Regions from separate parts of the Homo sapiens genome. Here region 2 is linked to region 1. The links are chromatin contacts, found by Hi-C or POLR2A ChIA-PET in ENCODE. All regions are on one chromosome and are shown on one strand. The core of a region is the stretch at or near the end of the contact, and the rest is flanking DNA. Distances in the headings are between cores, read along the strand shown. Region 1 overlaps C1orf21 (chromosome 1 open reading frame 21). Region 2 overlaps C1orf21 (chromosome 1 open reading frame 21).

What was found. A loop is a pair of places that touch in the nucleus more often than their neighbours do. ChIA-PET counts read pairs that join two places held with the same protein, here RNA polymerase II (POLR2A). Pooled maps may share reads with other maps.
Region 2: a loop to region 1 is called in a map of heart right ventricle, with 1.8 times the contacts of the local background. The contact joins two enhancer-like sites. A Hi-C loop is called at or near these places in 7 of 168 maps with a recorded cell type or tissue (A673, heart left ventricle, heart right ventricle and 1 more), 4 of 37 single-sample maps with no recorded cell type and 5 of 50 pooled maps. POLR2A ChIA-PET finds 5 or more read pairs at or near these places in 3 of 52 experiments (MCF 10A, OCI-LY7 and Panc1).

What each region holds. Positions count from the first base shown.
Region 1 is chr1:184,540,506-184,543,278 of GRCh38, forward strand. The region is part of intron 3 of C1orf21 (chromosome 1 open reading frame 21); the gene reads left to right. Among named protein-coding and RNA genes, the nearest start is that of C1orf21, 150 kb to the left of the region's middle. Within about 2 kb of position 1,349, at least 2 of the 41 ENCODE cell types and tissues checked have a DNase peak (open chromatin) inside an H3K27ac peak, as active enhancers do.
Region 2 is chr1:184,502,836-184,505,608 of GRCh38, forward strand. The region is part of intron 2 of C1orf21 (chromosome 1 open reading frame 21); the gene reads left to right. Among named protein-coding and RNA genes, the nearest start is that of C1orf21, 120 kb to the left of the region's middle. Within about 2 kb of position 1,363, at least 2 of the 41 ENCODE cell types and tissues checked have a DNase peak (open chromatin) inside an H3K27ac peak, as active enhancers do.

The sequences.
Region 1 (2,773 bases), core at 99-2,598:
TGCAACCTCCACCTCCTGGGTTCAAGCAATTCTCCCACCTCAGCTTTCCGAGTACCTGGGACTACAGGTGCATGACACCATGCCCGGCTAAGGTTTTGTATTTTTAGTAGGGACAGGGTTTCGCCATGTTGGTCAGGCTGGTCTTGAACTCCTGACCTCAGGTGATCTGCCCACCTTGGTCTCCCAAAGTGCTGGGATTACAGGCGTGAGCCACCGTGCCCAGCCAGGAATTTCTAATCTAGTTTTAGAAAAAGTTTATGAAGCTAAAAAGTTATTTTTGTAGTTCTGATGCCATGCAATTTGGTGACTTTTTGATCTGTACCTGTAAATGGTATTGCCACAAATAGCGTAAATGCCATCATACCAGTTTTTTCTCCAAATGTTTATTATTTTTTAACCATTTAAAAGAATTATTTCATTTATTTGAAAGCCAGTTCCAAAAACAAATGATAATAGCTAACAATTGTTGTATGCTTCCTGTTTGCCATGTGGATCTAAGTGGTCCATATGAATTATCTTAAAAATCTTCATAACAATCATCATTTACCTGAGGAAACTGAGATATAGAGAAACCAATAAATGTACTAAACCCCACATAGTTGGGGGTGGGTATGAAGGAATTGGGATTTAAAGACATGTTGTCTGTGACATCTGGCCTCTTGGAGAAGGGTGGGATCCCAGAACCACTTATGTCTGTTGTTGATTTTGTCCAAGTGTGAAGGTAGCAGTACAGATGAAATATAAATTATACTTTTTTCACACACAGCCAGTGTGTTATTTTCCCCCTCAGGACCCCTAGGTTTTATTTTTTGCTTGTTTATTTAAGCAAATATCTTTAAAATAATGACTTTGAGCACCATCCTCAATGATCATACTTTCTTGTCATCATTAGAAGAACCAGCCTTGACCTCGCCATCTACCACATGCCTCCACCCCAGCACACAGAATTATGACCTCACCTCTTCTTTAGGTCTCCAGCTAAGGCTGTTTATAAGTGGCCTGTCTGGATGTCTTCAGGTGACAGATATGGATATATATCTTGTGCTCAGACCCTGGCAGAAATGACAGGGAGAAAATATGTGATTCTTAAATATTTACGAAGAGATCTCATCATGGTCCTCTGAGGATGTTAAGAACCCAAAGAATCTTAATTGTTTACAGTGCTCTCCCATTAAAACTTTAAAAGCAGTGGCCTGGGTTTCTTCTTTCAGAGTGGACCTGGCACTCCAGAGGGAAAGCTCATTTGCTTGATTGGCTTTTTGGGAAAGGTGTGCCAACGAATGTGTTTTCATTTAATAATCTGGAAACCAGGGGGATCACGGACTGGCGTGCAGAGTTGCTCAGCTAGAAGCGTCTGAACTTGAGTGGGAAGGTGACAGGATTCAGTGTGGCTTCGGGCCGGTGTGGTTTGTGAGCTTAGCCAGCTATCCTATGACAGTTTTACAAGTATAGAACTCTTGAATATGCTGAAGTTGAATATTCTGGGAAAGGAAGGGCGAAGGTGATTGAACTGTGCTCTTGTTTTTGCTTTCAGGCAAATTCCTCTTCTATACCGGGTGCAGTCATCTTTAGCTTGTCAGTTATTGTCACAACTTGTTGGGAAGATCATCAGCTTAGCCACATAGAGTTGCCTAAATATTTGAGCAGAAACCCCAGCCCTTCTGCAGGGTCTCACGTGAACATCCTACCAGATGTGGGGATATCAAGGTAAAAGACAGGGCAATTCATATAATAATACCAACAGCATACACTATGTGCCAGGCACAGTTCTAAGCACTTTACATGTCTTAGGAAAAGGTTTTTCGTATCCTTATTTTAGAGATGAGGAAAACTTAAACACTTAGGTAACTTGCCTGGGGTCACACAACCAGTAAAGAATGGAGCTAGATTCAAACCCAAGCAGGCTGGCTGCAGTAGCCAGAATGACCCAATCGTAGTTCACAGTAGTATTCACTCAAGGGATTCAGTAGGATCCATAATGATTCATAGGACAGAATGCATATCTCAACAAAACATATGTTTGTTTTGTGTTGTCTGAAGGTTGTAGATGAAGTACCTGGCAAGCATGTCAGAATTCTGAGCTGCCACTGGATGAGAAACTTCCATGTCAGAGAATCCTTTCTCCTTCCTACATGGAGAGGTGGTGAGTTAGTGAGTACAATAAGAGATAGTGCTTATACGTAGATGAGTTATTAGAAAATCTTTATGGAGCACACGCTATGTGTGGAGCATGTGCCAGTAACAAGACAAGGATGATTGTCTTTGTGTCTCTGAGAATCCAGCAGACCTCTAGGGAGAAGAAGGAGAGTTCACTTCAATGAGCCCAGAGTCCCTCACTCTCCTGGCTTTTTGGAGACTGCCTGCCTTCCATAGCCACATTATCCTAAGGGAGGAAAGAAAGAGTTAACATTCCATGGCCTTATCCAAAGCCTTCTTTGACTGTTATTGGGAAACAGTGCTTTGGGGGATGATACTGCTTAGTGCAAATAAAATGTCCTCTGGCCTGAACCTTAGAGAACCCTGAGCATGGCATCCACCTTGCTGTGGGAACCAACACTTTAATTTCCTTTCCTCTGGCTCAACGCCTGTAATCCTGGCACTTTGGGATGCTGTGGCAGGAGGATCAGTTGAACCCAGGAATTCCAGCCTTGGCAATATAGCAAGACACCTTCTTCACAAAAAAATTAAAAAATTAGCTGGGCTAGGTGGTGGTGTGTGCCTGTGGTCCCACCTACTCTGGAGGCTGAGGTGGGAGGATCACTTGAGCCCAGGA
Region 2 (2,773 bases), core at 113-2,612, 38 kb before region 1:
GGGAGTCTGAGGTGGGAGGATTGCTTGGGTCCAGGAGTTTAAGACCAGCCTGGCCAACATGGTGAAACCCTGCCTCTACAAAAAATACAAAAATTAGGCAGGCATGATGGTGTGCACCTGTGGTCCCAGCTACTCAGGATGCTGAGGTGGGAGGATCACTTGAGCCTGGGAGATGGAGGTTGCAGTGAGCCGTGATCATGCCATTGCACTCCAGCCTGGGTGACAGGGTAAGAAACTGTCTCAAAAAAAAAAAAAAAAAAAAAAAAAGATGTATCAAGCAATCTTATTTTGAAATGTTTGCCTCTATTAGGTTAATTTGAAGCAAACTCTGGAAGGAACTGAGAATATTTTATACTAAGTGTACCAAAGCTTCTTGTTAGGAAGTTTATAACTACCCTAAAAGTTGCTTAATAATGACTATTACATTGGAACTGACTAAATCACTTTCTACTAGTGAGGACAGTAGTTATCGTTCAGGGACTTCCTGACTCAGGGAATTGATAGTGGTATATGAGGTTCTTTAGCTGAGTCTTTGTGTGTAAGTTTACTCCAAATTTAGAGTCAGCCCTAGTTATCTGTGGTCAGTCAAGTAGAAGATGGGTTCTCAGAGCATTAGTCTTCCCCTCAAGACAGCTGGTTTTCCTTGGGCGCTCTCTGCTGTCCTCCGTCCCCTCTCCTCTACATCCCTGCATCGCTTAGTACAGAGCCCAGCACATAGGTACTCAGACTGTACTGAGTGTACACCTTCCAGATGAGGACAGTGTAGAAGTAAACCATAGTTAGCTATGCTGAAGTGATTGACGCCTTCACTCTTCTCTGCTCTTTAATTCCTCTCCAACAAACTTGTGTTCAACCCAATAAAGATGTTAGGTTCTGACCTATTGCTAGCTACAAAACTAGAACTCGTGGGTCAGACCCCATTCCTTCCAAGCTTTGCAGATAGAAGATCTGCCACGAGGTTACCTTTGTATTTAATAGAACTGACTTTTAAATGAATCAACTAGAGAAATGGTTGCTGGAATGAGTTTGGCATGTCAGGATTATTAAAAAGTTAAAAATTTTCATAGATGTACATGTTCAAGGGAGAAGCAGGAAAAACGGCAGAAACAGACTGTACCCACTACTGTTTGAGATCAGAAGGGATCTTACAGTTTTCTAAAATGATGAAAATTTGAATCTACTCTGACACCTTCTCACGTAGTCTTCTTTTGATCAATGCCACTGAACAATCCCAGCCCCACTTGGATGTAATCTGAGGAATAAAATGCTAAAAATATCACCCAGGCGTTGCTTTTACCCCAGATCTATTTTGACTAGCACAGCCTGCAACTGTTTACATGCAGAGAACAGGAGTCAGCCTACTGTTCCCGACGTGCATTTTAATAAGCCACCTGACAAGATCAACAGGAAGAAAAGAAAAATTGGGAACAGGTGCAAGGAAGCTGGGGGGAGCCGAAGGAAGACAGGTCCTGTGTCTCCCTTCTCTTCCTCGAGTTGGCACGTTTTTCTGCGCCAGGACCCTCTGGCTGTAACGGTGGCTGTCTCCATTTCTTCCAGTGTGGGCTCTGATAAAGGGAACCTAAAGTCTCAAATTAATCCCCCATGTCTTCAACAAAAGGAAAACTGGATTTTGGTAGTGATTGTTTTACTGTCGTAACCCAAAATGCTTCATTCATTCGCTCAGAGGCTGGTTGGTGAGGTAGGACGTTCCTGATGGCTGCCTTGCCTTGGGAATGTGTGGTGCATTTGCTGATGAGATGTCTGTTTCCAGATGGATATCTTCCTTCCCGGCACCAGCCTTTGAGAATGTGACAGACCATTTTTAAATATTTGCTTTGTACAAATTGTGGCCTATTGAAGGATCTTGCCCAGCTTTTTTTGTTTTATACCGTGATGGATTTTGTGCGGTGTGTTGTGTAAGTAATAATGATAGGTCTGGCTTTGTAGTCGTGGCTGTTTGTTTTCTCTTCCTTTGTATCCAATCTTATTGTGTTCCTCTTAACACCACGTTGGCTAGCCAGCCAGGGTTGTTAATGACATGTTAAAGCCTATCTTCTGTCTAAATTGGTGGGGATTCTGTCTTGATTTAAAAAATGGCCTGTGTTTAGAATAATGCTGCTTTGAAAGTCATGTAGCCAGTAGCTTTTCCATTTCATTGGAAAAACATATTGGAAAAGTAGTAATAGTTTGTCCACTACCTTCAATTTAGTTGTGTTCCCTGGAGGGATAAGAAAATGAAGACTGAATGTCACTGGGCTGTTCAGAGTATGTCTGCACTAGTCTGTGGCTTGGCAGACGGGAGAGGACAGTGGGCAAGTGCAAGGGCATCTCCTCCCTAGGAGAAACCTTCACTACACAGTGGGCAAGGGGCCATCTGGGTCTTTCAGAAGGTTCTGCTTAGGTCCAAAAATGTTACCCTCTTCCCCATCCTACAGACAAAATCATAGAATCCACTTGTGATACATAAAGAAATATATATATATATATATATATATATATATATATACACACATGCCATATATATATAGACATGTATATATTCACCTATATATATTTATATCAGTGTTCTGTGTATTTAAATAATTAGAAACTCACCATTAGCAATTAAGTTCACAATTTAGTTCAGTTAAAGTTTATTAATAGTAGGCCAGGCATGATGGCTCACGCCTGTAATCTCAGTACTTTGGGAGGCCGAGGCAGATGGATCACCTGAGGTCAGGAGTTCGAGACCACCCTGGCCAACATGGTAAAACCCGTCTCTACTAAAAATACA